4 separate regions of the Mus musculus genome follow, and regions 1, 2 and 3 are each linked to region 4. A link is a loop called in an ENCODE intact Hi-C map of the cell type or tissue named here. Cell type or tissue: left cerebral cortex. All regions are shown on one strand. Region 1 overlaps Gm31686 (a long non-coding RNA gene). Region 2 overlaps C530044C16Rik (RIKEN cDNA C530044C16 gene). Region 3 overlaps C530044C16Rik (RIKEN cDNA C530044C16 gene). Region 4 holds the start of Gm38808 (a long non-coding RNA gene).

The links. A loop is a pair of places that touch in the nucleus more often than their neighbours do. Peaks named below come from ENCODE experiments on the same cell type or tissue, not always from the same donor. Only the 100,000 strongest peaks of a DNase experiment are listed, where the experiment ranks them.
Region 1: a loop joins it to region 4, with 11 times the contacts of the local background. A loop is called at or near these places in 39 of 42 quality-filtered maps.
Region 2: a loop joins it to region 4, with 7 times the contacts of the local background. A loop is called at or near these places in 38 of 42 quality-filtered maps.
Region 3: a loop joins it to region 4, with 3 times the contacts of the local background. A loop is called at or near these places in 2 of 42 quality-filtered maps.

What each region holds. Positions count from the first base shown.
Region 1 is chr6:50,932,470-50,940,469 of GRCm38, reverse strand. Gm31686 (a long non-coding RNA gene) reads left to right here. Exons shown (of 4, transcript XR_377658.3): 3 at 1,504-1,750; 4 at 5,396-7,069. Among named protein-coding and RNA genes, the nearest start is that of Gm31686, 7.9 kb to the left of the region's middle. In left cerebral cortex, CTCF peaks have their summits at 170 (motif pointing left), 805 (motif pointing right), 1,441 (motif pointing right) and 3,169 (motif pointing right); DNase peaks (open chromatin) are centred at 1,422, 3,182 and 6,022.
Region 2 is chr6:50,802,553-50,810,552 of GRCm38, reverse strand. The region is part of intron 4 of C530044C16Rik (RIKEN cDNA C530044C16 gene); the gene reads right to left. Gm31455 (a long non-coding RNA gene) reads left to right here. Exons shown (of 5, transcript XR_869068.3): 4 at 2,726-2,841; 5 at 4,913-6,288. Among named protein-coding and RNA genes, the nearest start is that of Gm31455, 16 kb to the left of the region's middle. In left cerebral cortex, CTCF peaks have their summits at 2,241 (motif pointing left) and 3,579 (motif pointing right); DNase peaks (open chromatin) are centred at 2,782, 3,581, 3,785, 7,496 and 1 more place.
Region 3 is chr6:50,780,474-50,788,473 of GRCm38, reverse strand. The region is part of intron 2 of C530044C16Rik (RIKEN cDNA C530044C16 gene); the gene reads right to left. Among named protein-coding and RNA genes, the nearest start is that of C530044C16Rik, 8.4 kb to the right of the region's middle. In left cerebral cortex, no CTCF peak of the experiment used is centred here; DNase peaks (open chromatin) are centred at 3,980 and 4,822; H3K27ac peaks cover 197 bases.
Region 4 is chr6:50,674,633-50,682,632 of GRCm38, reverse strand. It overlaps Gm38808 (a long non-coding RNA gene), which reads left to right and starts at 3,151. Exons shown (of 3, transcript XR_869066.2): 1 at 3,151-3,264. In left cerebral cortex, a CTCF peak has its summit at 3,287 (motif pointing left); a DNase peak (open chromatin) is centred at 3,275.

The sequences.
Region 1 (8,000 bases), 260 kb before region 4:
AAACCCATATTAACCAAATAGCCAATATCATTTAAGATAATTTCCATTAGCTTGCCTAGAGAGATGGCTCAGAGGTTAAGAGTTCTTCCTGGGGTCCTAGCTCTGCTGTCACAGGCAGCTCATGACTGCTTAGAGCTTTAGCTGCAGGGGATCTGACGCCCTCTACTGGCCTCTGAGAGCACATGCATGCCCATGTGTAGACACAGACAGACAACACATACCTGTACACAGTAAAACACATCTTTAAAAGATCACACATGGCTTAATGCAATCATTATTTATTCTTAACTTAGGATGCTGTTCAAGGTGAAAGGTTAACTTCCATATGTAATTTAAGGACCCAAATCACTCTATCTTGTAATTGTGATATGAATATCAAAATCCTCCCTGACGAATGAGGAGAGAGCAAAGAGAAACAGCTGAGTTCACTAAGGATGTTGCTCATACAATTATGACTATCTTTTTATTTATTTATTTTTTTGCCAGAAGCTGGTGTAGTGGCCACAGAAACTGCAAAGGGTGCTTTGAAGTATTATGTTCAATTTTGCTTAATCGATGGCTTATTCCCAGATTATCTGAATAGAGAACATACACCCATAAACGTGACACTTATACAGCCATTAAAGAGGTTGTTCTCCCTGCCAGCTAGCTTTCATAGTCCAGACAGTTCTACGCAGGCTGTTAGGGGAAAGATCATCCAAGCTCTTACCCAGATGTGAAACCTACAAACTACAAGATCAACCTGCCTGGCAAGATGTGCAATTATGGAATTCCTATTATAGGGGTAGCCAAGCACTCTCTAATTGGACTTAAAACCTGCTCCACAAGAGGGAGCCCATGCCTGGAAGCCTGGTCAGAAACCTGTGCCCTGGAGGGGAACTGAAGACTTTGTTTAGCTGAACTGACTTTCGTGTCATGCACAAGGCACTAGTTTTAACCCCAGCCTGGGAGAAGGAGGGGGTGGCTTTGTACACACCTGCAACCCCAGTTCTTCATCAGTCCAGGCTTACATAGCCAGATCCAATCTTAAAGACAAGAAGTGTCACAGGAAAGTAGTGCATGACAGAGTACAATTACTCTGGTGATAAAAACTCTGTAAGACACAGACAGTATATCATTTCAGTATATAATCAATACAAATTAAAATAATAAAATATATGTTTCATATTTTATTGTTCTCTCTATGTGATGTCTTTAGAATCTGCATGAATTTCTCAGGATGGTATTGTTTGACCTGCCACAGTAAATGCACGTAGCCAGTAGGTATTGAATGGGCAGCAGTATGTTAGAGTGTGAGAGGGGTCCCAGTGTAGGGGATGCAGCAGTGTGAGGGAGATAGGAGGAGGACATTGTCTAAGATACACGCGGTGTTTCAAAATGCCACTGAGACCGGTCTTCACATCTAACACTGTTTGCCATGTTCATTTCCATGCTGGCCACCAGGGGTCACTAGAGAGGAAGAAGTGAATTTTTTTTCTTTTTCTTTTCTTTTTTTTTCCTAAGGAAATGCTACAGCAGAGGCCTGAAGAACGTATTCACAAGTACAGATGCTCCTCGGTTTACAACGGGACTATGTCCCCAACAAAACCATTGTAAGCTGAAAATACCATGAATCAAAATTACACGTGTACACGAAACTATGAAATACCAGTAGGCAAGATCCACCAACATGTTGTCGAGTTTATGATAACTATATTATAGTTCGTGAGATGGACTCAGTACTGGATCATAAATAAAATACAGGCCTGTGGTAAGCATACACTTCATAAATTGTTTACATTTGTAAGTTTAAACTAGCATATATTGAACTCCGTATTTGGGGTGGGGGTTGGAATGAATGTATGTTGGACTGCTAGAAAATGAAAAATGAAACAGCAAGACGAACATTGGGATCAAATTCAGAAGTGACTCTAAGTTCTAGAGTGTGCTCTGTGAACCAGAAGAGTGACAGCTACTCAGTGTCTGGGACAGAGATGTGTACTCAGTGCCACCTTAGTCTGTGATAGTCAGTAATATAGTACCCATTTCACAGATGAGGACATGGAGGCACAGAGATCTATGGTACATTGCAAAACATGGATTGTGCCTGTCCTACCTGTATGAAGTTTCACTGCGTGGGTAGAATGACCCTGAGCATGGAACGTGTGGGATATTCTACCTTAGAGCAGTCACCATAGATGCCCTGAGAAGAAGTGGCGGAGAGTAGCTAGGTCAAACCTTAATCAGAGAAAGGAGGTGATTAGACTCACACTAACCAAGAGGTGTTTTGGAAATACCAGCCTTCCCTGGTTCATCTGTCAGGATGAGTTTGAGTTAGGAAGAATCTGTAAGAAAACCACGTAATATTCCAAGGACAGATGTCAGTGGCAAAATGGCCAAAGGATTTTAGAAGCAGAGCAGGCATTGTGGCCACATCCCTGCTTTATGGAAGATGTGCCATGCTCACATGAATGATGTGCCTCACACTAAACCTTGGCACTCGACTGGGACTTTTAACTTCCCCATTCATTGGCTTTTCCACAATTAACCAATTAAAAATTCTGGAGCCATAGATATTTGGGCTGGAACTGAAGTCAGCTAGAAAAAAAAATCCCCACACAATACTACCTCTGTTTTGTACAAATAATGCCTGTCCCATTTCTCGATTGCTCCCATAAACAGTCATCTCATTTGTCCTTGACCATGGCGCCATCCTCCCTCCCTCACAAGAAGGAAGGTAGACTGAACTAATCCTCATTATTTAGGTAAACTGAGACACGAGGGAATGGGGCTCATTTCTGAGTCAAATACTCACATCCATCTCTTACATTTTTGAAATCAAAGTTTATTTTGATATAAAAAAATAAGTAAAAGTTAACACGGGTACTAAACTTAAAAAAAAAAATCAAACTCCTCAATAGAGTTTTTTGGAGAGAAAGAGCTTTACAAACATGTCATTATTTAAATTAGAAGTCAGGGTTTATCTGAGATACATCAAAAGGAAGAGTGCCCTGCAATAAGTGGGAAATAGTGTATTTTCACTTGTTCTGTTTGTATATGGCGACTGCACGTCTATCTTGCTTAGTAGGTACACCAAGGGACTGTTTTTACCTGTGCAAACAGCACAAAGCAAAGGAACAGGCAAGGTGGGTTTCCTGCCTGCATAGCACCACCAGGGGGCGCAGAAAGCACCAGCTGTTGTAAAAGAAAATAGACACCAGGTGGCGCCACTCCGCCATTTTCCTTCAGTCTGGTTTTAATGTAGTGTTTTATTTCTTTGTTTAGCAGTGAAGTTAATGGCTTAGTTTTAGCTGTGTAAAACACGTTTCTATTTTCCTAGCCTCTTACTAACATGTCTGGTTCCTACGCCGTTCTTTTCTAAAAGCGTAGTAAAAAAGGGAACTCGTTATTTGTCTAAACCTACCTTCCCCATAGCATATTTTTTAGGACATTCAATCATATCCCAGATTAAATTTTCCTCTTTGGTCTTTCGCAGACTTTCTGGAATTTTCATTTTAGTTCGATCTTTAAGAGTCAGAATTCTAAATTCTACCAGAACTACAAAAGAAGTTGGAAGCAGAAGAGAGCAGGGATTTTTGCAAGAGCTGGGGGATTGGCTCTTAGGTTGAATGGTGTGAAGTAGTTTATCCAGCATCACCCCTTAGTGAGTTAGGGGTATATCTGTGAGCTGTTCCCCTGCCTGGTGTCTCTCTCTAAGGATCCTCAAAGATGTCTTCCTCCCTTGGAAGTCTATGAGATCATGTATAAGCATAACCACGCCCCCTTGCCTTCCCTAAACATACTTCTTGGGTATGTCTCGCAACTGATGCCACCCCAAAGTGTAGATGCTTCTCTGGGGCATAACACACGCACGTGACAAGTGCGGCTTAGCTTTTCAGTCCACCTTCTGTGGCTGGAGTCCTTCTGAGAACAGATTGGCTCCATCCTTCCTGCCTGAGTGGTGCTAACTCACTAGTTAGCAGATGGGCATGGGGTTCAGTGTTCAGCACCGTAGTGGATATGTGGAGAGACACACAGCCAGGCACTGCTACTCTGGACAAGTTGTCCGATATTGATGAGTTAACAAAAAACGGAGTTGCCAAATGAACCTGATCCCTAGCTCGCCTTACCTGACTCCTGGCTAGATTTTGCCCACAGTTAAGTCACCATGGGAGGTGCAGGATGGTTTTTTGTTTGTTTGTTTGTTCCATTTTGTTTTTGTTTTGTGTTCTTTTTTCTAGAATCCCCCAATTTGTTATACAGAAGAGCTGAGGGGAGCTGAGATGAGATAATTCACATTCTTTGTTAGCTGATAGCAGATGTTAGACCTCATGATCAAAGGTGCTAAACTCTCTAAGAAGCAACATGCACACACACACACACACACACACACACACACACACACCCCACAACTGTTCACTAGCCTTAACAATACCTAAAATCCTGGAATGGTCACAAAGAGGGAATCTTTGACAATATCCCCCAGAGTTGATGAATTCCCCTGTGTGCACTCACCAACCTAAATGTTGCCTAGGGAGCCCTTTCAAATGCTACTGGTGGGGACAAAGGCTTTCTGCTAATCTCTTACAAACAGAGAAGTGTTTCTGTCTCATCTGTTTGCTGCATGGTTTTATGTGTGTCGTGCTGGTGAAGGGGTACCGAGACAAGTGGTTATGTGACCCCCCTGAAAGCCATAGCTACAAAAAGGTGCGAACTTGAATAATCACGAAGCTAATGTCATCTGAGAGGGCTTGGTAGAACTGTGGAGAGTTACTCTAAGCCCTGCTGTACCCACAGATGATGCGGCAAGCACAGCCTGGCTCTCTCTGGTCATGAGATGGCAGGTTGCGTGGAGGCAGGAGATGCTAATTGACTGGTGGGCTATTTAGAGTTAGGAGGCTGAGGTGGTGGGCCAGGGACAGAAGGTGAGGGATGCTGCCTAGGTCACAAACTCAATCATTGAAAGGCCCCTGTAATGCAAGCTGGAGCCCACAAGAGCAGCACACAAGGTGGAGGGATTCCCAGAGGTGCTGACGGTTCATCTTCTAGGTTAAACCAGAGGCTTTCCAAAGGCTGCTTGCTGCTAATGAACACTGAGGAGTGTTAGTACATGAATAGAAGAGATACCTTTGCATCAAATTAGCTTGGAAAATGCTTTATTGAACAGAGTCAGTCAGATTTCTTTGGTACCCAGGAGCCTTTAATCGGCTACAATGGTAAGGACTTAAGAAGAGGAGCCCTCACGCCGGGCTTCCCAAGCTTCTTTAATGTAGCATTCTCAAACTTTCCAGTTCTGAACCTTTTTTTTTTAAAGATTATCTCAGAATATCTCAGAATGAGTCTTCAGAGTAACACTTTTTGAAAGACAACACCCTATTGCATCCTAATTTACTTAGTATTAAATTCTATTTATCAGGTTTCAGCGTAAGATTTCAGAGGACAGGGCTGTCACACAAGCAAAGGATTCAACACATGGACTGGACGTGTGTGGCACCGCCCAAGCAAACCTGGAAGGGGCTGGAAGGATGCCCCCCACCCTTTCTCCTCATTTGTTTGATGCTGATGGTTCACACGCTTGAACATTATCTTAAAGGATGTAGAATGTAGATGCCCCATTTTCAGATTCTTGTTCTGTCATGGGTCTATGCTGAGTCTCTGAAGGCGGCACATGGGTCTCAGCTACGGTGGCCATCAGAGGTGGTGAGTGGGTCGGAGTTCGGGATGACGACTTGGACCTACTTGGACTGTCCGACTAACTATACCTTCTGCTGCGAAGACAAGAAGAACAAACACAGTTCCCAGTTTCTACAGCAAAGACAGTGCCAATTGATATTACACAGTAAAATGCAACGAGATTAAATCAATAACATCTGCAATAAGGCATAATGAAGGTAAAATTATATCTCTGGCTTCCTCAACAGCTGTGAATCTATTTTTAATGATCCTCATTTTTGGCAGTCAGCTAACAACTTCTAAAACGTCCTAGAAATCGGATTGTTAAGCAGATGAGCGCTGCAGTGGCTCAGAGTGTCATTAATCAGCTGCGGATCCATCTGCACAGGCGAGCTGGAAACACGGGGAACTCACCCACTACTCCCAGCGCTGAGCACCCCACTCTCAGACTGTGGGCAACCTTGCAAATGCTGAGAACAGCAAGGCAGGGACACTGGGGGTGGAGGTTGGGGGACGGGCGCTTTCTGGGAGGGGCTTGGGCTGTTGAACCAAAGGAAGAGACACTTCCAGTGGAAATGGAGTTGGTTTCACGTCTCTCTTGCAGGGTTTCTTTACCCAGGGGCCAACAGGAGCAGGGCTCCAACCAATCTTTCCTTTCAAACGTCAGGGCAATTTCCATGGGCTGGCAGATCCTCCACCATGTGCATCAAGTTATGGAAATATGACTGTCCTTGCTCTTTGTAACTGCCTCCACCTCTGCTTCTGAGGCTGCTTCCTAGTACCCGTGCTGGGGAGCGGGGAAGGGCGATCTCTTTGAGTGACCATTTTGTGCTATAGGAGACAGGCCTATATAGGAGACTGGCGGTAGGTAGCTCATCCTGTCCCCTCAGGTCCCTAGTCAGAAGATTCCACAGAGGATAGGAACTCACCTCTCAGTTTCCCCCATCATTGAGTGAGGGCCGGTGCCAGGGAAGAGAAGTACAGCCCTGTGCGTGGGGAAGGGAGTTTGGGTTCCTACGCAGTGAGGAGATGCCTGAGCGGAAGGTCTTGGCATGGCTGCCTAGACCAGCTTGGCAGAAGGGGCTGACCCCACAGGGAGCCTGCTTTCAGCTGCTGCACCTGCTGGCCACTGTTTTCATCTTTAAACCAGGGATTGGGCTGTAACATGGGTTTAGACTGGAGAGAACAGCGGCTGCGGGAGTTGGCTCATGACAAAGGATAAGGCAACTCAAGTGGACAGCTCTACTCAGCAAGAACACAGCTTGCAGTTTTCTGACTGTAGGAGTAGAAATGCTGTCAGTTGGTCAGGAGAGGAGGAGGTGGGGAGGGAGTTCTGTTAGGGTGGGACGGTATAATAAAACATGGGTCATGCAGAGTGTGGTAGCATCGACAGTGATGCCACTCAGGTGGCAGAGGCAGGTGAATCGTGAGTTCAAAGTCAACTTGAACTATGTGGGGATGCTACGTCTCAAAAAGTATATATAACTAAAAAATAAAAACAAATGGCTAAAAGCTAAAATGACACTGAATGCTCTTGGAAACTAAGACATCCAGTGATATGGGGAGGCGGGGGTAGGGGGAGGATGGGGGGAATGGGGTTTCCGTGAAGTGGACAAAAGATGGTCAGAAGCAGAAGGTGTGGAAGCCTAGGGAAAATGGGAAAGTTGATTCCATCAGGCTGATGGGGGCCTGGACACTAAATGAACTTCAGAGTCCCAGGGCTTGGCATTTAATAAGAAGGACCCCCGGGCAGCCTAGTCTCTGCACGATGGACCAGGGTGTGACTGACAGGCCAGGAGAGTGGTGAGCCTCGGGCAGGTAACTGACAGGCTTTACCTGGCTTCTTTTCCCCTCGTGGGTCTCAGTACCAGGATCCCCACATAAGTCAAAGGATGGCATGACTTATCCAGCATGGCTAGTTACAGGCATACTGGCCTCATAGCTCAGCTGGGGATGAAGGGATAGCTTTTACTGCCCTGGGACCTAACCCTCTGTCAGTGTTTAACTGCTCCCTGATGCTCATTGCCAAGGATGTTATACAGAGTTGCCAAGGCTTCCACCTCCGGTCAATTGGCTCCTTGGTTTGAAAGGGCTCTGAGGCTAGACCCAGGTTCATGGGCACCTTGTCCCAGCAAGAACTCACCTTCCAGTGTTTGTATGATCACATCTTGCTCATTACTCCCCTCCTGGTCACTCCCTCCCACAATCCTTTGCCCACCTCCTCTCCTCTGAGCGGCTGGGAGACCCCTGGGTATCCCTCTACCCTGGCACATCAAGTCTCTGTGAGGCTTGGCACTTCCTCTCCCTCTGAGGCCAGACAGGGCAGCCCAGCTAAAAGAACATATCTC
Region 2 (8,000 bases), 130 kb before region 4:
GGCTTTGCCAACAGTTCCATTTTTTAGATAGTACATCTAATGATTATACTAGGGTATTATGGTTACTATTGAAAGACTAAGACATGAACCACAACACTACAATTCACTAATCATGAATACGTATCATGATACAGTCAGGTTAAATGTATCTACCACACTTACCATTCACCATGGAATCCGTGAAAGCTAATTCTTTCCACTTATTGATAATGCCTATCAGATGGACATAAGAAAAGTAAATAAAATATTTTCCCCCAAAGGAAAAAAATCCAAAATCAAAAATACTCTACATCTGTCAAAGCATACGCATACTCGTTAGAGCCTCCTTCAGTTAAGTCATCTCTCTGTTTTGTTCATAATTCAGTATTCTAAGTTCATACTCTATCTGAGAATCAGGCTGATGAGAGTTTACTACAGAAAGGCCTTGGAAATACTATCCCATTCACTTGATAATCAAAAGACACTGTGAGGGGTCTCGGTTGTCAGTAAAGGAGTCTGATAGAGGAGAACGGAGGGCATCAGATGTATCCTCACAGAGTGACCTCAGATTTCTCAGTGCATCTGCAAGGGACATGAGGTAGTCTTTTCTTTGTTCCTGACACAGGCTGTGACTCTAAGGGGCTTGCAGGTCAGCCACTTCTGACTTCTTGGCAGCTGCTAAGCTAGGATTGCCCTGGGAGGACTGGAGGGTGGGGGTGGGAGTGGGAGGCAGACGGGATCCAGAACAGAAACCCAGGCTGGTGAAGCAGAGGGGATGATGGCCCTGCGACACTTTAATGCAGTGCGTTTTCTTCTGCTGACCTGAACATGAGTAAATAAAGATAACCCTGGTCACGAAACATAACCCACTTCCCTTCCAGAGGGACACTGGGGAATTCTGGTCAAACGTGTCCTGCCCACATGAGCTGCCATCCGGCTGAACGTGACAAGTGTCAGTATGTCAGTGTTAGCCACAGCCTGGATGAGCTGCTCCAGGGGAGATCTGCCCTGCTGCCCCAGAGTCCACTAGGAGAGCCTCCACAGACTCTGTTATCAAAGTAGATGAATGGCGACCTACCTCAGTTCTGTTTCTCATTAAATATTTACAGAGGGATTATCCCAAGTTTTGCCCGTTTCTTTGGCTTTTCTGTTTGGTTTTGTTTTCTGGCTTTAACATACAAAACCTCACCTAATAAAAATTGCACCACATTCAAGGCAACGTGTTGAGGGCACTGCGGTTAATGTAGCTTTACTGGTGTTATTTTAAGTGTCTGTACTCTGAATTCCCTTGGAATCCATGCTCTTAACTCCCACAAATATGAACGGACCTCCCACGCCTGTAGGACCCCGCTGTGTATTTATTAGGAAGCAACTCCACTTCTAAATGCTGCACACCGGGCTGCCCCCGCCCCACCGGGTGCTCGAGTTCCTGAACATGCGTGTTTAAAAATGTCCCTTAAAAAAATATGGCTTAGCTGGACAGGCAAAACATTCTGTGTAATCAGAGAGCATGTTTAGGAAACACTGTTTGCGGAGATGAACCGTGCTTTAATGAAACGTCCGAGGGGATAAATAACTCAGTCCCCTTCTCCGGGGTCATGGGTGCTGGCTTCAGCTCTGGTCATAAAACAAAGTGGAGTCGTGGTCCCCGGAAGGGAGCGATGCAAAAACATCAAATGTTTGGCCTGGAAATGCAATGCGAACAGAGACTAAAACCAGGCCCTTTCACTAGCACAACAAATATTAAAATAACCACTTCAAAGGCTTGGGGGGTGGGGGGGGCATACAAAGTTAAAGCCAGAGAGAAAAACCCCTCAGGTGAAGTCTGGTTGGATATCTGAAGGGAGACCTTTCACCGCTGTCTCGAGAAGTTTCACTTAACTGTAAAAGATGATGAGGGTTTAATTTATATTTAAACCAAGGTTAGCATCCCTCTCCTTGTAGGACATTCTTTCCTAAGCCCTGCACTGAGGGTTTTGTTTTGTTTTCTAGGCGGTGCTCCATCAGCTTTAAGGCAACGCTCACCCTAAAGATGGATAGATAGCTATAGCATCACCAACTTTGAACAATGAACTAAATACTGTTGAAAACAGAAATTAAATTTTTGTAGGCTATCCATTTTTATCTGCATTGCTTAATGAGCTCTAGCACCGAAAATTCTGTGTCCCCATAAAAACCTATTCAGCATTCAGTTTTCTCAAACTTTAAACCTCAAAAAAAGTTATGGCATCACTGATGGTGTACTGCCACCGTCTGGTCATTTTGAGAACTGCAGGTAGGTTCCCTTTTCTTCAAAAACTGAGCTGTTTTCACCAACACATGTATCTTTTGGGGAAGAGACTTGTTAGACCTACCTAAGTGTCCTAAGAACACTCAAAGGAATTCTGAAGGCTCCTCTTGTTGCCTCACAGTAGGAAAAATCAGATCCACTTCACACCGGGGGGCCGGGGGGCGGGTTCTCTGAAGATTGCCATTTACAGCAGGGGTATGGGATGAAGAGAAACAAAATTCTTAGTTTACACTTAAAACTTAGACTCGTAACTAGCTAGTACACCTGTGTGTCACCAGACATTAGAATCCCCTTGCCATAGATGAGGATAATAATCATGCCTGACCTGTAGGTACTGGAGGGTAAAGGAGATGATGCCCCGGAGGTGCTTAGCACAGCGTCGCGCTCACGGCAGTGGTCAGCGATGAGAGAGATTATTAAAACTCGTATTTATTTAACTTCCTTTCAAACATACAGATGAGAAATCACAGTGTTGGCAAGGACTTCGAGTGCCTGGATCCTGTCCCAGACAGAAAGTTTCCACGATTTCCTTTACGTCATGGGAACGAGAGGATCTGCCAACCTTTAGAGAAGTAATCTTCCCTCCCAGCTCCCCACAGGCTAGGCTCACAACTGCTCACCCCCAGAGCTACTGCTGAGCAGAGCTGTCCTGCCCTGGCCCCCACCTCCCTCCTCTGCTCTGTTCGGTACACCGGCCCTGGACATCTGTATTTGCACTGCTCTCTCGGGGCCCCCGTTGCCCCTGGGTTCTGTCTTGCTTTGTTTATTTAAATCCCACCTCTCTGGGAGACACGGATCCCATCTTTCTTAAGAGTTTGCCTCCCATCCGCTTCCTTACTGGCCACCACTGGCAAGGGTTCATTTTGCCAGTGATTCCCTGACAGTCACACCCATGAATGGTGGGAATAAGATGTGAGTATCTCTATGCCCTGTGTAGCCACGAGAGTCTCACATCTCTGGTCCTCATCTCTGCAATAAAAATATATGTCAGCACCCATCTCACTATCAAGATGGTGTGTCGGGACACAAATTGGAAACAAAGCCTGCACTCCCCATTCTAAATTAGCAGAGAACAGCCCTTCACAGATTAGAAAGAGGGGGCCTGTCACACGCCTGGGTGGCACTAAAAGACTATTGTAGCTATAAGATAGAAGCCAGACCTCAATCTCTTGTGGCTCTTTTGTCCCCACGTAGCCCCATGTTTAAAGGATTTGTGCATTCTTGCTTCCCACTCCCTCTGTCTCTGGGTGGTAAAGAGGTACCTGGGCATGGACAGAAAAAGTTCAGCACCAGGTGGCGCCTGGGCTGCGGATCGGACTGAACCGGTTGTGCAACACTGCTTCTATTTCAGACACAGTGGCTTTAAGGTTTCTTAACATCACTTTGTTCCTCCATAAAATATAAACTTTTGGCCACACCCCTACCCCACCCCCATCCTATCCCACCCTTGTCTTACCAAGTTCCTGCAGATATCAGAGTCCACTGCATAGTTCTCAGCTCAGTTCTTTGATTTTTTAAAAGTCCCCACCTCAACCAGCAGAGGGCGGTGAAAGACAAACTGAGCTCTGAGTCTCTCTCTCTCTCTCTCTCTCTCTCTCTCTCTCTCTCTCTCTCTCTCCCCCCCCCCCCCCCCACTGCCCCTCGTGCGCATACCTAGGCTGAGGACTGTTGTCCCCTTTAAAGGTGCAAGGAATTTGATGGTAATGTTATCACTCCTGTTACCCCTCTGTATGGCCCATGAAGGGTTCTGAGGCACAGCCAAACACCCTGAGCTGGAGAAGGGAGGGGGTTCAGTGCAGAAGACAGGCCAAGCAGCAGTGCAGCTACTTGGAAGTGAGGTTCAGAGCAAAACAGGAGAGACCCAGGCCTGCACCCCACAGACCTGGGAAGGGTGGCTTACTGAGAAAAGTCTGGGGGAAAATAAAAGACTTGTAGAAAGTTCTGGGTGCAGCCTCCTCGACATGTTTGTGGAGCGGTTGCAGTATATCAAGCAAGTACTACCAATGGACTTAGACCATGCGAATAGAGACACAGAAATGTTACAGATGCACTTTGTGATTCAGATTTATAACTTTCCAATGAGAGTCAGGGCCTGGAACCACCCTCTATTCCCATGGACAGCCCAGTCTGTATAGGGAGGGTGGGCTGAGAGTAGTTGGGAGATGGACTGTCCAAGCAGAGCTCTACTGAATAAACAGAACCATCAGTAGAACCTACAATGTGGCCACAGGGTCACACAGTTCTAGAGTAAATGTGTATAAAGCGGTTCAGAAAGCCTGAACAAGCAAAAGTCATGGGGGACAGCCATGATTTTAAAAGCATAACTAAATACTACATTCCAAAGGACCAGCAGCATTGCAGGTAAGGAATGTGGGCAGACGTGAGGCAAAGTGATGGATTGTCACCACTGTGTCCCAGCAAAGCTGCTTGAGGAGGGAAGCTATTACCTAGATTAGCGGTTAGACGGGTGTTGGTTTAAACTTGTTGTAAGTTTTAGATTTGAACTTGAGAAAAAAGAGTTATGGATTGCAGATGAATATTTGACTCTTCCTTGCAGAGTCAGTGTTAATCCCTGAGAACCTTCACACTCTAATGCTTGCTGGAAAGATCTTCCATCTTCCTTTCCTTCTCTTCCAACATTAGGATCCTCTCTGCATTCACCTGGCAAGGATTACCCAGAGAAACCTGGACCTTCTATTAAACAGCAGCTCTTCAAATGTTTGGACCCTTGCTCTCACAAACAGCCTCTGGTCCCTCAGAGTATCTACCCACCACGCAGCAGCTCTTCATCCTAGGACTGGCATCAGTTCACCAAAGGCCACCTCTTTCTGAGAGATAGTCCTAAAGAGGCTCATCTCCAACCGTGAGGCTCTAAGGAAGGCTCTCTCTCTCTCTCTCTCTCTCTCTCTCTCTCTCTCTCATCAAGCAGCTTCTTGTCTCTAGGAACTGAATCAGTGGGAATCCCTGACCTCTCCAAGGTCACCCTCTGCTCTCCTGGGATGATATCAGAGCACAGGCTCATTTTCTCTATGATACTCCAGTGCAGCATAGAGAAAAGTGCTGTCCATTTTCACAGGATTCTTCTGAGGATTGGACTACTGCTATCATTGAGGGAGGGGGACTAATGGGACAGGATGTAGTAAAACTTGGAGCAAAAAATGAAATGTCAGTGTGGAGATAATCTGCCTGCTTGACCTTCCTACCATCCCCCGAAGGAATCGATAACACATCGTCCTCCCAACTCCGTGTTCAACTAGACTTGTTTTCTGTTGGGGTGGGGCATGTTTTTGTTCTTCTTTAAAGGAGACCACACAAACTGTCAAGATAACCTGGAGATTAGCATGATAGACCCTTCTTATTTCCTAACACCCTAGTGAAGAGGTGACTTCACATGAAAGGCCAGTGATCCAGAGCCACCTCCCTACAGGGTCAGAGACAGAACACCCAGCTAGCAAGATCTGGCCACCAGGCCTTTGGGCTCAGCGACAAACATGACCCATGCTATTAAGTATTGGGAAAGGAATCAATGTTGTGTGCTCTGGCAAGCCCCAGGTTCTGCCAGTAAGGGGGGACAGAAGGAAGGCACGGAGCTGGGGCTCAAGCAGGGAAGGCCCAGCACCTGCCAGGGTTGGCCCATTGCCTGTGATTGTACCCAGTTCTTTGGTCTAGCTTGGTTTGTATTTTATATATATTTTAACTATGCTCATGGCAGCACTGTTCCACTCTAGGCTTATGCAAGGGGCAAAGCAGAAGTAAAGACGAACAAACAGTGCTCTAGAAACCGGCATGCCTCCATTTCTTCCCTCTGCCTCTGTCTCTTTCCCTTTGTCTCGCAGATTTCAATAGCCACCATGACACCTGGTGCTTATACCCTATGCCCTACCCTGTACCCTACACCAAGTGACTGGCCTGGGCTCTGCCTGTGGCTGCCTTTCCTGAGCCATGATGTAAAGCTATGGATGGTGAGCTCATGAGGGGAGCTGAGGTATCCCATGACACCCTACCCTACCCCTGCCTCCTCCCCCAGCTCCATCTCTCCTTTAGGACCGCCTGAATTTCAGTTGAATGTAATGAAAGAAAGTTGGCCCCAGAGGTGTCTCTAAGTGTCTCTGCCCAGAACCACAGAGAATTTTTTTGGCAGAACTTCCAAGGTAGAAGCAAGTTCCTAACAGCCTTTTGGGATGTCAGGGACAATTAGACATCTGCATTCCCTAACCATCCCTTGGGAAGGGGGAGGCCATGTGCCCACCAGACTTCTGCTAAAGTGTTGCTTGGGTTGGATTTGGGTGTTGCCCCTTCTTTCTCTGTCCTTAGGGGTCAAGCAAAGTGGAATACAAGACATCTCTTACTTGGGGCGAGTCTGACAAACCAATGTGTTTACAGGGGAACTTGGGGCTGGTGGCCATGAGATAACAGAGACTCCTGAACCCACAAGTACTGCCGGAGGGGGCAGGGATGATTGAGCCTGTGACAAAAAGATACCCTTTCCATTTTGTTCCAAGAAAGTTGTGAGAGCCTGTGTTTAATCGGTCTTTCACCCTGAGCTTCAAATTCTAAGTCACTAAGAATCAAGTCACAAACAGAGTGTCTTGTCCTTGCTGGAAATGACAACTCCCGTAGCTGGATGTAACAGCCCCCAAGAGGGCTTCTTCCTGGCAGGGGTGAGTAGCCGCCAGCTGTACAGCACTGGGTGAGCCCTAACAGGACCAGCCTTGCAGAAGACCTCAGAGGGGAGAACCCTAAGGTCCACCTGGGCATCTTCGCCTATGGCCTGCCACAATGGTCCCTGTCACACGTGTGGCCCAAGTCTGCTGCTCACAAACAGCAGAAACTGGGTTTGGAGGAGCAGAGTTCCCCCAGTAGAGACAGCTCCTCCCTGTTCTGCCCAGATAGTGGGAAAAGTGGGGGCGAGGGGGTATTGCCATCTCTGCACAGGTGGACAGCGTGCGAGCTGCCCACCTCCCTGCAGTGGAGCTCACTGACAAAAAAAGACAGCTGCAGTTCAACTAAGGGGCAAATGATTCCAAAATGAGCTACAAGTCAGTTTACACAGAGGAGCAGGGCAAACTCTATTAGGTTGCAATCTCTAGTTGGGAAATGTGTTTCTAAAGGGAGTGTGCGTGCCATGGAAACAAAGCCCCAAAGCCCAGTTTCAGCTTATTAGCGCTAAATTGGCCACAGCAAATGAGCACTGCAATTGTCAGTGACCTGAGGTTTTATAAGCACACGGGGACTGTTTGCAGAGATTTTACATGCGCCCTGCCGAGCAGCTGAAGGGAGGCAACTCAGCCTAGGACTCCCATTTCCAAAGCTCAGAACAGCCATGAATCCATCCCATCAGGTACCCTCTGCACAGGGATCTCCCTGGGGCGGAAACCTTTCTGAGATCTGTGCCTTGCACTCGGCTTTCTTAAGAGGGGAAGAACAGCAAGTAAATGGTACAGACAGCAAGATCTGTGGGCAGGAGCCTCCGGGTCAAACCACCGAGAGTAAATCTGGACCAACCCTGTTCTGGCGGGGAAATGCGGGTGGTTCTGAAGTCACTGACAGAGACTTACGAAGGTTCCACTCTGCAGGGAAGCAGGGAAGAATAGCCTCTAGCTTAGATTCCATCTCCCTTGTATTGTTACAGTTTTCTCTTGGTAGATCTCACCCTTCATAGAGTTCATTTATGAAGGGCAGAGATGGAGGCATAAGCTGTTTGCATCATGAACAGAACTAAAACCTGATC
Region 3 (8,000 bases), 110 kb before region 4:
GAGAGCAAAGGATTGAAATAAACAAGATGGTTTGAGAAGAATTACTTTGGAGTAAATCTGCAAGAGAAACTGCCATTGACATGTGGGTCACTGATTTTCTTTGTCAGTGTGTTCTACCACTGAGGTATAAGCAAGCAACTGAGTTTATTTTGTTTTGATTTTTGAGACAGAGTCTGCATAGGAACTCACTATGACTGACCTGGAACTCACTAGATAGAATACCCTGGCCTCTGACTCACAGAGATCCTCCTGCCTCTGCCTCTGCCTCTGCCTCTGCCTCTGCCTCTGCCTCTGCCTCTGCCTCTGCCTCTGCCTCTGTCTGCTAGCAGGACAGGTATGTGCCACCACGCACCAAGTGCCAAGAAGATACTGCCCTTCCCTATCATAGCCAACAAGTGATCATTTGCTCAGAGAGCGATGCATGTTCCATGTGTGGATAAATATAGCAAACCTAATGAGCGTGTACATTTTAAACAAACCCAGGTTGTTCTAGCCTAGTTACAGCTACATAAAGCTTTTTGAGATGTGCGATTTATCTGCTTCCTATTCCTCTCCCACACTGCACATGTTGAGGCTGTCCTCCTGCCTGCAGTCCTGTGGCCCACCCTTCTCTGCCATCCTGCTGATCGTCTTCCCGTCTCTCTCCCAGCATCCCCTTTGTCTTGGGTTGCACGTCTTTCTGTTTCATGAATTACTCCCCAAGTGAGATGGAACACATTATCCAGGAGTCTTCCCAGAAAAGGGGCAGGTGACATGGACGGTGATGAGAAGATGACTGACAGGAGGACGAGGCTTACTTGTCCAAAACTATCCTCCTGTAAGTGGAATTCTGAAGGGAAAAAAATAGGAACCGGCAGGCAATTGACTCCATCCATCAGCAATGGTTTGCGTTGCTCCTCAGCCATCCCAGGAGAAAGGCTGAAGCTTTGAGAGCAAAAACGACAATGAACAAACAAGAAAACTATCTTTGCTGGCACTGCCTGCAGCTATGATCCCAAAGCTTGGATCCTAGCCCTTAATTGGTGGAAGGGTATGTGATGTTTTTCTGGAGCAAATGCCTGGGAGGCACATGATATTTGGAAAGAGTAGACACATATAACTCAACAGACAGTGGATGGCTTTCTTGCATTGGTTCACCTTGAAACTCTTTGCTGGTCTTTGTTAGGCTTCACTGATGTTGGACTCCGCCAACAACGTTCTCGCATTGGCTCATCTTGCTTTCTCTACCGATCTTTCCTTGTGACTTTGCAGAAAGAAACACACCAAAGAACTTCTGGTGGTATTCCTGACGCCTCTTGCTGCTTCCAGGGACTCATATCAATTGGTGGAGCCTCGGGGTTTCTTCCAAATTGAGTCACTGCTACTGATTTGTGTTTGGAGTTTGCCAAGTGGATTGGAATGCAGCTGTTAATTCATGTTTGGTGTTTTGCTAGTAAACTGGACTGCTGACAATGAAGACTGAAATGACCCCAAAGAACTATTTCTAACAACAACCCCTGTTTCCTATTAACCTTTCTTTTTCCCCTACCTCTGGTGAGTGGTAGGCTAAAAGGGGGGTTAAGGCATTAAAGAACCATAATTAAAGTAGGTTTTAAAAAAATCTAAGCTTATAGCCTATGTTATTTTGAAACTCCCAGGATCAAATTTATCTTTCATTGTTTAGTCTAAAATATACTTTTCCATATTTCTATCAGTTTGTCTTATTTATGCTTACTTACTGCATACATTGACACTCAATGGACTTTTTGTGGATATGTTGATAATGTCATGTAATGTATTTTGATCATAATCCACTCTCCAACCCTGCATCCTCTTTTTATTTGTTTAGACCACTTATTAACTCCAATCTGTGATGCCCATATATGTATGGGGCAGATACACTGGAGCATAATCCATCTGTGAGAAGTCACACCCTTAAAGAAAACTGATGCTCCCTTCCCTGGAAGCCATCAATTGTCAATAGCTTCTCAGTTAAGAGTGGGAGCTCAAGAACCACTTTCCTCTCTATGATAGAGTGTTGAGTGGATTGATGTTGTGCAACTCTTGTGCAGACAAGCAGCTGCCATGAGCTCATAAGAACAGAGGTCCTACCATGTCCATAAGATACTGTTTTGCTCTGATTCTCCACCTCTTAGCCTCTGGTTCTTATCTAGCACCTGTTCTACAGTGGTCCTTGAGCTTTGGGGAGAGAATCATATGTAGATGTCCCATTTGTGACTGACTATTCTATTGACACTTACTCTCTTCCCTAGGACCGACTGTGAGTTTCTGCATTAACTACATCTACTATACCCAGAGAGTTATCTGGTGAGGTGTGAGAGTGGAAGGCCATAAGTTCTCATATGAACTTAGTGAGAAATGTGTACTGTGTTCATCTACTGAATAAGAGTAGCAGGCTCCCCATGTGGCTTGTGAGCTCCCCAACCACAGGGTTTGGGACAGACTTACAGAACTATCTGGTGAGCAGATGAAGTCCTGAGTGAATGTGTATTGTTGGCATGAGCATGGCCAGGTCAAGGGCCCCATTGTCTCAGATCAGTGAGAATGGTAAAGGCTTCTCCGGGTCATGTTTGGGGGATGGCAAAGCCTTCCTCTGGTCTCTGTGTGGATTTTGGCAGTGCCCAGAAAGCACAGACTGCACCTTCCTCTTCCCATATGAATACAGCTGGAGACTGCTTCACTATAGAAAGCTACCACTAAGATTGCCTAACCCCTCCTCCTCATGCTGTGCATAACACGAGCAATGAGTTTCAGGGTTGCATAGTAGGTACCCTATGTAAGCGTGAGCACAGTCCACCCAGTCCCAGCTCTGCTCTATATGTATCTGTTGTTTCTTCAGTTCTAGCATTTCTTCCTTCCTCTGTTGCCCCAGTCATGTGTCCAGGACCAAGCCATGCTGGACATGACAGTACCAGGTATGTGTTTCCTACAGAGAACTTACAAAAATCTCTCTTATTGGAACTATTTTACACAATTGGCACTAATCACACACCAATACTTGAATCATCCTTGGATAATGCTATCAAGTCAATATTTCTGTTTCTCTGAAAATAACTGTGAAAAAGTGATATTTAAAAAAAAAAAAAAGAAAGAAAGAAACTGTCTCTTAGCCAGCCTTCATAAACATTTCTGGGTGCTTGGACTTGCATTGTTTTTGAACTGTGGATGTCCCAGCTGAAGTGATCTGAGAGCCCAGGCCTGTGTGCTGGCAGTGGATGCTCAGGCCAGACCTAGTTACACTGGAGTTAAAGAAGGGCCTGAACTTTGAGGGACCTCAAGCTGTCTAGACTTTTCATAACCTTAACCTTCAGTTCTCAGGAAAATATTTGGCTTTTAATATTTCACAATAACTTATTTCATGTCTATATTCCCCACCCACTTAATATGGCCAGACTTAAAGAGATCAAGTGTGTTCTTTCATAGCCATCCATGCAACACCCAGAGGACAGCACTCATGCAACTGGACAGCCAGGGAGCTTAGTAAATCTTCCACAGACAACAAAATCCATTTTGTAACTTCCTACATACAGCTGAAGAGGCACTCACAGCAAGCATTCACCAATCCACAGACTGTGTGTCTTCAGCAGACGTGGAAAATTCCAGCATTCAACCCTATTCTATAAGTGACCATGGCAGCCTCACAGAGGCGGCTCCTCCAGCTCACCCTCAAGATGGAGTCGGGATTCTCATATGTGATCCACCAAACATATTCTCCTTTGCTTTCTTATCACAACAGTGGATGGACTTCAAGCTCCCTGGCTCCCCCCTACCTCTAGCACCTGCCTTGCCATAAGAGAGAATCAGCCAAGAACAAACTCAGCCAGAGGCACTGTGCAGGGAAGGCATCAGCCAAGACAGAAAAGTCTCCCCTCCTGAGGTGACCAGCTCCACAGATGTCCCGGGCTTCAGAACCCCGCAGTGCCAGTCAAGGGTTTGGCTCTGCCGTGGAGCCTCCTCCACGCTCTTGGCAATGGACCCTTTTTGCTGTTATTCCTACTCATTCTCTTCTGGTGCCTGGCCCAGAGTTTGCTTGTCTTTCATCCAAAGATAAAGTGCAAGTACCGAGAAGGCCAGACAGACGGAGAGAAGGAAAGATGGAACTTATAAAAGGCCTTTGCTTGGCTTCTCCATTATAGCTCATTTGACTCGGTGACACGGTGCCTGTGGATTCCTTGGGTCCTGGGTTGAAAAGAATTATGGGATGATTAATTCTATTATTCTTTCCCATTTCATCTTTGAACTTCATTCACACCATTCCAGGTCTCCTTACTTTCATAATTGGCCCCAAAGTTAGTCTCCCCTAAAAAGCAGCATAATTGAAGGTAGTGTTACTAGAATCTCCTTCTAAGCATGAGGCACGAGAAGGATTTTTATTTGAAATGAAAAGAAGCGGTTGTGTGGGTCTGGGTACTGGGGACAGGAATTCTGACTCTGTTCCCATCAAGGCATTGGTCCGCCTGAGCTCTCTTGTCAGCTTCTACTTCGTCCAAATGTTAGAGAGACATTGCAATGTGCCTTTCAGGAAACAAAGACAGAAGACAAAATGATAAAGAACACTAGTGTGGTTTTTAGTCTGTGTTCATCTGGGAGGCATCCAGAAGAGGCAGTGAGAGACTGAAATGTTTAGTTCGCTTTGGCCGCTGGAGAGGTCAGTCAGGTCCGGCATCAACCCAGGCTTGGTCCCAGTAAGCATCTCAGCAGCTTTTGAAATGCAAAATGTGTGCACTCTTTACTGAATAACACATAGAAGCAAACAACTCTCCAAACACAGTAGGAAGGGAGGTGGCAGGGCTGGGAGTGTGAGACACTCACTGAAGACAAACCAGAGCACAGCGCCAGCAACGCCAGCAGTGACAGCCGCCTCCCGAGCCAGGGAAGTAAAGCACACTTTGGGGATGCTCGAGAGCACGATTTCTTATCATCTGAGAACAATTGCTTTCCTACCCAAGAAATGAATGTAAATGGAGACAGCCACTGCCGCCCGTGTGTTCAGCACGCCACTCAGAAAACCAAGCAGAGAGGCGACATGAGGAGGTGCCAGGGCACTTTATAGATGTGCCTGTGTCTGCAAAGGGCCTGTGAGGACATAATGGAGGCTTCTGAGCCTCCCTTCCTCTCCACCCAGTAGGTGAGGCCCACGAAGTCAGAAACACAAGATGGAATGGACATTTTCTTTCTGTCCTCAAACCACCCGATGAACAGCTGTGTCTTGGGGAAACATGGTGATCTCGGATTGGAAAGTGGCACCCCTGACCCCTGGGTAGAATACAGAAGGTAGGCAGTTGTCAGGTGGGTGTGAATATCTGAACCCAAAACACTAGCTTTGACAGCACATGGACCCTTGAATCTGCTGCTGGGAAGGTTTGCTGCAGTGCCAGCAGACAGTCTGTCTTTCAAATGGAAAGCCCAGTAAGAGCCATCTTTGGTGGAAGGTTTCTGTGGAATGCCTTAATTCTTAAATACACAATGGAACCTAAAATATGTGCTGCCATATTTTGGCACTTACATCTACTGCCTTCTAGACTTTCCCTTAGAGAATATTACCTCTATTCATTTCTATTGGGGAAGTCTGAGAACCCCCCTCCTCCCCCTACACACACACACTACCACCACCATTTCCTATGGCAGTGAGAATAGAGAACTGAAGGTTGCCATTGTGTAAACATTCTCACACCAGAAAAGAGACATCCCATTAATTTCTTTCTTACACTGGAGGTTGAACCTGATCAACTAAGCTCTATCCTCGGCCCTTCATTTTAATTCATTCTATTAGTTTTCTTTGAGACAGGATTGTGTCAAATTTACAATCCTCCTGCATCAGTCTCTTGGGTATCTAGGATTGCAGGCATACTCTACGGCACCTGCCTACCACCAAATTAAATTTATAACAGTTTCAGTACTATATAGAAGAGTATAAAACGTTGATCTAGTTGGGACATTTTAAAGATTATCAGAGCTATCTGCTGCCCTTCCCCAAGGAACTGAGTCATCTTACCCCTTGACACTAGGCTTGGCCATAGACTGTACACAGAAATGGCATGACATGAGTCCTGCTGCCAGACTTTCTTGCCAGTGTGACCTGATAGACTCTCTTCTCTCTGACAGGAGAGCATGCCCAGCAGAGGTTTCTTAAACTGGAGTTCCTAGAATGAAGAAGGCATGGCTCACTGGATATTTGTTTTACTTTCTCAGCTTGGTTTGTCACCCTGACAGATTTCCTGCACTCTCTCCTTGTAATATAATCATGCACAGCCCCTGAGAATTAAGTTATATCGTCTTCCCCGTGCGCAGGCTAAGGAAACATATATTCACATCTACCTTCCATGTGTCAGGTGACAACTTAACACTAATTTCTCTCCTTCCAGCTCTTTAGGGCAATTTCTTCACTCCCTGCCTGCACCTTCTTGATGCTGATCCTCTCAGAGGAACCAATTTGTGGAACTACAAGGGTAGAATCCAGCAAAACCGACTCTGCTTTGATATTTTCAGTAGCAAGATGTTAATAGAGGAGTCAATGCTACCAGGAAGGTCAAGAGGACTCGGATCAGGAAGGCTGAGTCTAAGAAATCTGAGCCCTTGGGTCTCTCTCAGCCTCTGCAGCATGAAGACTCAGTCCTCAGGAGACCTCTGAAGTGGTTGAGATGTTACACTTGGAGTTCATCTCTTAACTCTTAGCTGTCTCCAGCCCGAAAGCAGAAGAGACAGTAAACCTCAGCTTCTCAAACTGTGGGTATCGACCTACATAGAGAATTTGTCACTGAACAGAGCGGGGTGCAAAAAGCTTGGCAACAGTAAAACATGTCCAAACTCTCAAACACCAAAACTTGATTCAAAATCAAATGAATGCTGTGTGTTCCTGCAGCGCTCACCCATGTTGCCCTGTGCAGAGTGGCAGAACAGGGTCTTCTCCCGAGTTTGCCATCGAGTCCACCCTCAAGGATTATAATCTTCCCTAGACCTACCTCATTTCTCCTATCAACAGAAACAGAGGGGCTACATGAGTTCTGTGGCTTGGAAACTTACTTGCTGCTGTGCGACCATTTCTTAACTGAAATACCAGAGGAGCCATTCGCCTGCAGCATCGAAGGAGCCAGCACGCGTCATAGCAGCTCCTGGGCCTATGAGGTACGGTTCAAAAATGCCTGAAACTGTCTGTAAAATATCCACACACCCCCTGAAGTCACGTGATTCTAATCATTTTCCAAGCTTTGACTCTGCTCGAGAGAATGTCAAATGCTTGTCTTTTTAAGAAAGAAAAAAGAATTTAGTGCTCTGGGGACAATTATTGGTTGCAGACATACCTAAGGGAAAAGAGAAGGCGTCTGTTAAACGTGAGACAGCGTCAACGTTTCGAGAGCACTCTAATCTTTGACTTAAAACCTACTTCCCAAATGACTTAACGCTCCAATATGTCTTTCCTCAAATGGTACTCTGCTAGTTGGAATAGTGCCACAGAAGAATGCCCACAAGCACAGTAAAAAGAAAAGTGGGCAGGTGTTTCCATGGGGACAGCAATTAGACGTAACCAGAACCTGTTGACATTGTCATAGGGGGACATAAAACCAACTTTATTCCCAAAGAGGGAGAGAATGTCATAGCATTCACCAGACCTGGCTCTGTTAAGTAGAAGGCCAGCCATGGTTAGGGACCATTTGGCATAACGTAAGAGGCAGTTAGTGCAAGAAGGCTGGGAGAAGAGAATGCATTACTGCTACAACTCTCTTTACAACCATCTTGTTGCCTGGGTTCCAACTGAGCTCCAATGCTTTCCTTTCTACAATATAATGGCTTTATTATTTGGGTTACTATCAAGGCCAGACCATGAAACCTGAATGAAATGGCCTATTGAGATGACAGTAAGTAGGTCAGGAATGCCTAACACGCCCTACCTGAAGCTTTGCAATCTTACTTGGGGTTACTATTTCTGGGATGAAACCTCGTGACCAAAAGAAACTCGGGAAGGAACAGATTTCTTTGCCTCACATATCCCAAACTACAGT
Region 4 (8,000 bases):
AATGACAGGATCCTGCTGCTGGTCCAAAGAATGGGGTCTAAATGATATGTCTGTCTCTAGGTGGAGACATGGCATTCTGAGCAGCCCAGAAGGTCTACCCAGCCTTAAGATAAGATTACTGTGCAGCCAGAGGCTTCCTGGAAAGAACAAAGACAAAGACCCAACCAAATTTGTCTACTCAGCTCCTGGACAGTCTATTCTATAGACTCTAGAAATACTCTAAAGCCTTTAGATTGTAGGTTAGAACACTGGTCCCTTTGGCCACAGTCCCTTACTAGCCCTTAGGAATGTTTTGGTCTGCAATGTCCCTCTGGTCATTACCCAAGCTCACCTATCAGGAGTGTGTTATCCTCTCTTCTGCAATCAACTCTGCCTGTCTCCAGTCTGGGCATCCTGTAAGTTCTCTGGGAGGATATCATAATGACAACACAGCAGAGAGGAGTCTAGAGGGATAGTCTGGTGATACTTAAAAGTACAGAGTCTGGAGAACACTGGCAGATGCTTGAGACTGGGTGACCCGGACTCTTGCTCTCCTAGTCTCACAGACACGCACAGGATGACCAGATTGCATTCTGCTGTTCCTTTATTTCTGAGAGGGAGGTAAGTTCCTAATTTCAATCCTTACTGTCATCCTCACCCCTGCTGCCATTTGTTTGGAAATCTTTTACACTTGTGGTTATGTTTCTGGTCAAGGGGAGTAGTTTAATGTGTTGCAAAACTGCACACCTAAAGCCACCTACCCTCAGGGTCTTAGGAGTCATTTTCTGCGTATCCCAGTCCTCCGTTCAGTGAAGGAAGTAGGAGCCTAAGAGGAAGTAGGAGCCTAAGGCCAGGCTAACTCGTGAGCTGAGAAGTCAGCACAACCCTGCTTCTCCCAGAGGGCTCAGTTTCCCTTGAAACTAAAGTTGGAAATAGCAAGCCACTTAGCCCTGCTCTCTGCAGGATCCCAGAATAGCCCCGCTAATTAGCCTGAAGACAACCCCTGCTGTTTGTCTGTCACAAAAGCAAGTGGAAAGCCCTAAAGAAGAGTGCTTATTTAGAGGTAAATAGCAAGGGAAGACAGGAAATGTTTGATCTCATATATAGATATGGCCTTTGCGGTCCCCAAGTAATTATTTTTGGTTTTCTTCCTCCTTCCTTCCTTTCTTTTCTTTTCTTTTTCTAAACGTGCATTGAGATTTGCAGGTTAGTAAGAATGAACGATAAAATTGAGTACTAAACCCTAAAGTCTCTCAGGGGATAGAGTCAAATAAGAGAAAGCCGAAGAAGGCTTGGTGCTGCTTTCCCTGCAAATTTAGACTTGGGGAGTTTTGTCAGCCCCTCTGTGACTATCTGACTTTCTCTCCTAATACCTATTAACTGAGAGGGAAAATCACAGTTTGGGTCAAAGCCTATGATTTTCAGAGAAGAGATCACACCAACTATGAGAGAAAACTCCAGATGCCCCGCATATTTCTTCATCCCAAAGCCGTCTCCGTCTGGGTTCCAGACTCTTCTGAAACACAGTTTCTGTAAGGTACAAATGAACGGGCCTGACAAAGACTGACAGAGATTTCATTTAAAAACACTGTCATACACGGAAAGGTGGTGGCCCAATTGGAGAGGATGTTTGATCTTCTTCCAAGTTTCCACGGCTGCAAGGCAGAGACGAATAGTAAATCATTCTTTATAGTCCGTCCTCCTGCTCTGAAGGAACCAGGGTTTTGAAGGCCTGTCTTTCTTTTCTTTTTCTTTCTTTCTTCTTTCTTTCTTCCTTTTTCTCTCTCTTTCTTCCTCTTTCTTTCTTCCTTTCTTCCTTTCTCCCTTCTTTTCTTTCCCCCTCCCTCCCTCCTCTCTTCCTCCCTCTCCCGCTCCCTCCTTCCCTCTCTCCCTTCCTTCCTTCCTTCTTTCTGTACAATAGCTTCATGACATCGGCATGCAGCTTATGAGATGGACCAGGAGAAAGTCCCACACCCGGAAATAATCATCTCTGAGTCACCACAATACATCACAGGCATTAAGGAGACTGAGGGCTAAATTAGTCCAATGGTGCATCATAAAAGTTATGTGAGATGTCTTAAACGGAGGTAATGCTTGGCTCGTTATACTTAAAGGCAGGGGTTGATAGGCCCCATGACCCTTCTACAGAGCAGCAGCTTCACTCCATGTCTTCCCCTGTTACCAAACTAAGCAGTGTGAATAAAGCTATTGTCCAAGGTTACTCAACATAAACCGACTTTTCTTGGTACCTACAGCTCACTGCAAAGCCCAAGGCTAATGGAGTCTAATATCTATCCATTGCTCAATAGCTTTGCTGTGCCCATGTTTGCTTGTCTAGTTTTGGAAGAGTAAATCTGCGTTTCCCTCAGCTCGTCGTCTCGTTCCGCATCCCTTTTCGTCTTGGGCTGTGATCTTTATCTCAGAGACCCTATTGGCTTCTCGTTGGGTGTTTTCACCTTTCGGAGAGGCCACCTTCATTCACTAGTATTCTAGTCTAAAAGGCACACGTGCTCTCAAGGCAGCTGTTTCTATTGCGTTCAAAAATAGGACAAATTCTACCAGAAAGAAAACAGCGTGGGCACCGGAACGTTCTTCTCAGTAATAATAATATTTAACGACTTGGAGGATGAAAGAAATAGATCCCCTTTAGCATCCCAGTTCAGACTTTCCCTTTTTACCAAGTCAGTCATCTTGTGCTCAGAAGCAACGAGAACGAGGCACTTGCGGAGATTACATTTTAAGCACCATAGAACAATCTACGGTAATTTGGCTATTTTCAACTACTCTCCAAATAACAATATTCCTCTAACACAGAAGCTGAGAGCTTATGAATTCTTTGAACACACACACACACACACACACACACACACACACACACCTTCATGCACTCTCTCACCTTGTATTAAAAGCGCAACAGAAACAAAAGCAGAAAAGACCTGAGACGACACTAGAAAAATGTTCTCCACCATTCAGAAACTCCTAGAAGAACAATGTGACTATGATGTGTGTATGCAATAGCCTTGCAGTACAGAGGTAAAGCATCTGCATTTAGAACAGTAAGGCAAGGCTGTAATTCTATATTCTATGTTGTATGAAACTCTATAAATTTGAGCAAAGTCAGGTTTTGGTTTTGGTTTTCCCCTTGACTCCACCTAGTCCTATTCCCAGGGATGAGACAGTATCAAAAGGACCTGATGGATAGAAGAGGCCAGCAGGAATGAAGGAGAACAGTTATTCTAAATCCTCAGTGTTCCCTGCAGCGTCTGACCGGTTGGGGCTGTTTTGGTGAGTAGAGTCTGCCCCCTGGTGGAAGTAGTGAGGGACTGCTCCGACGGCCCACCAGAAGCTTGACCAGGTTTGCACTGCTGGTCTTGTCCTCTGTCCCACTCCATCCTTTTCTTCTCCTCCTGTTTGTCTTCCCTCCCTCCCTTGCATCTGCTCTCCCACCACCTTTGTCTTCCTAAGTGCAATTTGGCGGCTGTGATGGTTCAAACTGATGTAGCTGCTCTTTCTGGGAAAGATTCTCAATTCTGTTTTTCAAATCCAGATCATGAGGAATGAGCTAAAGGACAAAGACTCAGCATACATCTTTGTAGATGGTGAGTCCTGAGTCCCGATCCTTAAGTGCTGCTGGCCTTGGCTCAGTCCCTGAAGTACTCAGCATACATCTTTGTAGATGGTCCTGAGTCCCGATCCTTAAGTGCTGCTGGCCTTGGTTCAGTCCCTGAAGTACGATATGGACAGAACAGGTTTGAGTGGTGGCAGAAATCTGGACATGGGTGCAGCTCTACAGAACCTGGGAAGCAGAAAGACAAGGCAGGTTCTCTGAAGACTTAGGTAGCCCCTGTGATGGGCTCTTTCAACTCTTGAGGGGTCACGACACACAGGTTGAGAACCCCTGCCCTAGAGGCTCCTAAACACCTATTTCCCTGCTGGGTATTATTTTCATCTTCTTCTTCTACGCAGAACGCTTCAGTAGTTTATCCCTTCAAATATCAAACGTGGGCCATTTTCAAGTCATGATCCAGCTTTCCTGAACATTCAAGTTTTCCAGTATTGATCTTAACACCTAATACCAAGTGACTCAGGCATTCAGGACCCTCCCCCCCCCCCCCAGCACAGCCATGACAGCCTGCTCTACTTTAGCCTCAGTTCTTTCCTGTCTGTTCCCAAATAGCCATCTTTCTCCTGTTTTTGTGTATCTGTGTTTGGTTTGGTTTCCATATGCTTGTTTCTCGTGCCTGTTTTTGATTGTTTCCTAGCCCGGAGTAGCCAGGCTCAAGGTCCGCTGTGACCTTTTGTAAAGCTTTGCCCCATCTACAGGGCCTTTTTATTTTTATAAAACTAACATCTTCTCTGGAATTAATTTGCATTAGCATAAAAAGCAAGACACGCCACTCAGGGGGTTTAAGTCAAGGGCATTTTCATACCTATATGAAAAGCTCATATTGAGATATAATACATATATTTTAATATGATTGTAATTTATGGGAGCTATTAATCTTCTATGGCAGAAGGTGGGGTGAGGATAGAGAGGGTGACGTTTTCATAAACTACCAAGGAAGGGTTCAAGTGCCTTATGCTACTGCCAGAATCGTGACGTGGAGTTACGACCCCATAACTCAAGTTTTGCCAGCTCTTGTCATTCTCTAATGGATATATTGGAAATGTGGCTTTCCGCTCATTCCTGGATATCCTAGACCTTCAGGTCTCTTCCACACACACCAAGAAGACCTTAAGTACCACACAATCTGCCTCGTGTTGTAAGTTATTTGAACAGTGTTTCTTTGGGGAAATGCCGAAGGGGGGTTCTTATGGCTTTCTCAACCCAAAGGTTATAGAGATCTGCAGTGGGGAAACCCACTTCTGCAGCAGCAGGCAGGAATGCCAAGTATTCGTTGCTTCCAGATCGGGCAGCCTGTCTCATTCCCAGGGGCAATAATACATGAAGTGCAAAATAGCCAGTGGTAGGGAGGAACTAAACACTACCGAAACAATGCATCGAATGGTGAGTGCTCACCTTTCACACGGAAAGGTGGGATATCATTCGACATACAATGCATCAGAGCTGGAAGCATTAGGACCCGAGCTCTGATCGCCGTATACCTCACATAAACTGTAACTCCAGTACTGCGGGATGAAATTCAGCAGACAGGGGTTCACTAGCCAGCCACCCTAGTCAAAACAAACAGTGAGGTTTGGTGAGAGACACTGCCTCAGAAACTAAGGTGGAGAGTAACTGAGACAGCTACCCAACTTTGACCTCTGGCCTCCACGGATTTATATATGATGAGCACACACAGGTGCATATAGGCCTATACCAAATGCACACAAAACAATAAAAATAAAGAAAAGTAAATAAGTGAAAATGTCATCCACAAATTGCCTGCAGTAGAATCACCCAGCATAGCATGCTTTGAAAATGCAGAATTCAGGCTGCAATACAGATGGACGGTCAGAATACTGCAGGCAAGATCTAGGAGTTAGAATGTGTGGTCTATACTTGGAGCCATTCTTATCCATCCCACAGATGAGGGCCTCCCTTCTGGTGCTTCTGGCTCTTCTTTGCTGTGCCTGCCTTACACAGAATCAAAGAAGAGCTAGATGTTTTCTGCCATTGTGCTTATTGCACTAAAACCCCAAAACCCATGCTCCCGAGGGCGTGGCAGTGCCCCCATGCTGCCCCTGGGCCCTCCTGAACTGTCCAGCATGGCTCATCTTGCCCTTGTGAGCCCTGAGAACATCATATCTTTCCCTCTGCTCTCCAGCACAACAAAATGTATCTCCTCTATGCCTGCTTTTCCTGGGGATTTACTATAGCTTAGTTAACCGTTAATCAGTTTAATGTACTTGCTGATCCACACCGAGGGACCAAAATGGGTCTTTCTACATTTGGGGCTGAGGTAAGGACCATGTTCTAGGACCACTGAGATGAGGACACTCAGCCTTCTTAATAATCCCAGTCAGATCCAACCATCTTGTTATTACTAGGAGGTCAAGTTCTATACAATTTTATTTCTGAAATGATTTAATAGTCCCACATTCGTCCCCAAAGTTGTCCTTGGACGACTGAAGGTGTTCAGGGCTGGCAGAGAAGGTCCTGCCTATGTCTCATCCTGCATGTTCTCCTACTTCACAACAGAAAATGAACAGTGTGCTGGCTAGTTGGTTTTGGTTTTGTTGTGGTGATGGTGGTGGTAGTGGTGGTGGTTGTTATTATTGGGTCTTAGGGGGTTGGGTTGTTTTGCTTTGTTTTGTTTTCTTTTTGTCAACTGGACACAAGCTGGAACCATTTGGGAACAGGAAATTGTAGTTCAGAAAATGTCCCTACCAGCTTGGCCTGCAGATGAGTCTGCCTTTTTTTTTTTTTTTTTTTTTTTTTTTTTGATAGTGATGTGGGAAAGCACAGCTCCCTATGGGCGGTGCCACTCTTGGGCTGGTGGGCAAGCTGATCAAGCCATGAGGAGCAAACCAGTCAGCAGTGTTCCTCCATGGCTTCTGCTCTGGTTCCTGCCCTGAGTTCTTGCTATGGCTCCCATGCCCCACCCCTGCCAGTGATAGACTTATAAGCTATAAAGTAAAATAAGCCCTTTCCTCCACAAGTTGTTTTGGTTGTGTTACTTGATCTGAGCAATAGAAATCCTGACTAAAATGCTCACACTAACCAGACCACATATACTTATGTGGTCATCTAGGGCATCCCATCCCAGTGTTTTACAGAAAGGCAACAGCTCTGAGAACAAGAGACTTTTGTGTGGCAGAGATGAGACCAGATCTGAGACCTCAGTACAGGACACCAAACAGGAAACCAAATGAGCTTTAAGATGCCCTGAGTATGTATGATTGATTGATATATAATATATCAATATCTATATCTATATATACATATACATATATACTTATTCCTGGTCCTTAAGATAGTTCCACTTTGCCTGCTCCTATCCCTTGAAGTTCTCTGGATCTTTTTTCCTAAGTTCATATCTCCCTCTGGGTAGTTTTTCCCAGGTGTCTATTTTGAGATTAAAAGCATCCACTAGGGATGACACAAGATGCCTAGATGCTCTCTGAGCAAAGCTTACAGCCTGTGTTTCCTGGCCCTTATCTGTGCAGTCCAGTGCTATTGCTGTGTCTCTGCCATCTTGTCATCTGCCTGCCTAGAAGATGCAGCTAGCAGTGCCATTCATGAGGTGGTGGCACTGCAATCCAGTCGGCATCACACTAAGCCAGATTCTAGCATGGATAATGAGAGGGGTTAGAAAGATGAGAGTGGACTGTCAAAGTCATGACCAGTTCCTCCAGACAAAAGGACAGGAAACCCTACAGGTCATGTGGCAATATACTCAAGTAGCTTTTCTAAGTATTCTGTATTTAGCTCAATTCTTAGCCATTTGGTTACCTCAGAACATGGCAAGAGATCCAACAGTTAGCCCTTGTGTGTGAATTCAGGGCATACTATTTTTTCTTTTATTAAAAATATTTTCTCAACATAACGCATCCTAACTATGGCTTCTCTTCCCTCTACTCCTCCTACTTCTTCCCCACCTCCTTCTGGATCTGATCCCTTACTGCCCCTCATTAGAAAAAAAAAAAAAAAAGAACAGACTTCTAGGAGATAATAATAAAATAAAAATAGGATGAAACAAAACTCTTCTAACAAGGTTAGACAAGACAACCAGAAGGAAAAGAGCCTAAGATAAAGCACGGGAATCAGAGACTGACTCTTTCATACACTGAGATCCCGTACAAACCTAAACCAGAAACTGTTATATATATGCAGAGGGCTCCGTGAAGACCTGTGCAGGCCCTGTGCACACCGCTTTAGTCTCTGTGAGCCTGTAGGAGCTACGTTCACGTTAATTCAGAGGGCCTTGTTTTCATGGTGTCCTCCATCCCCTCTGGTTCTTACATGCTTCCCTTTTCTCTTCCATGGGGTTCCCTGAGCACTAATGAGAGGGATTTGATAGAGCCATCCCAGCTGAATATGCCAAGGTATGTCTCTGTCTCTCTGTATCTCTCTCTCC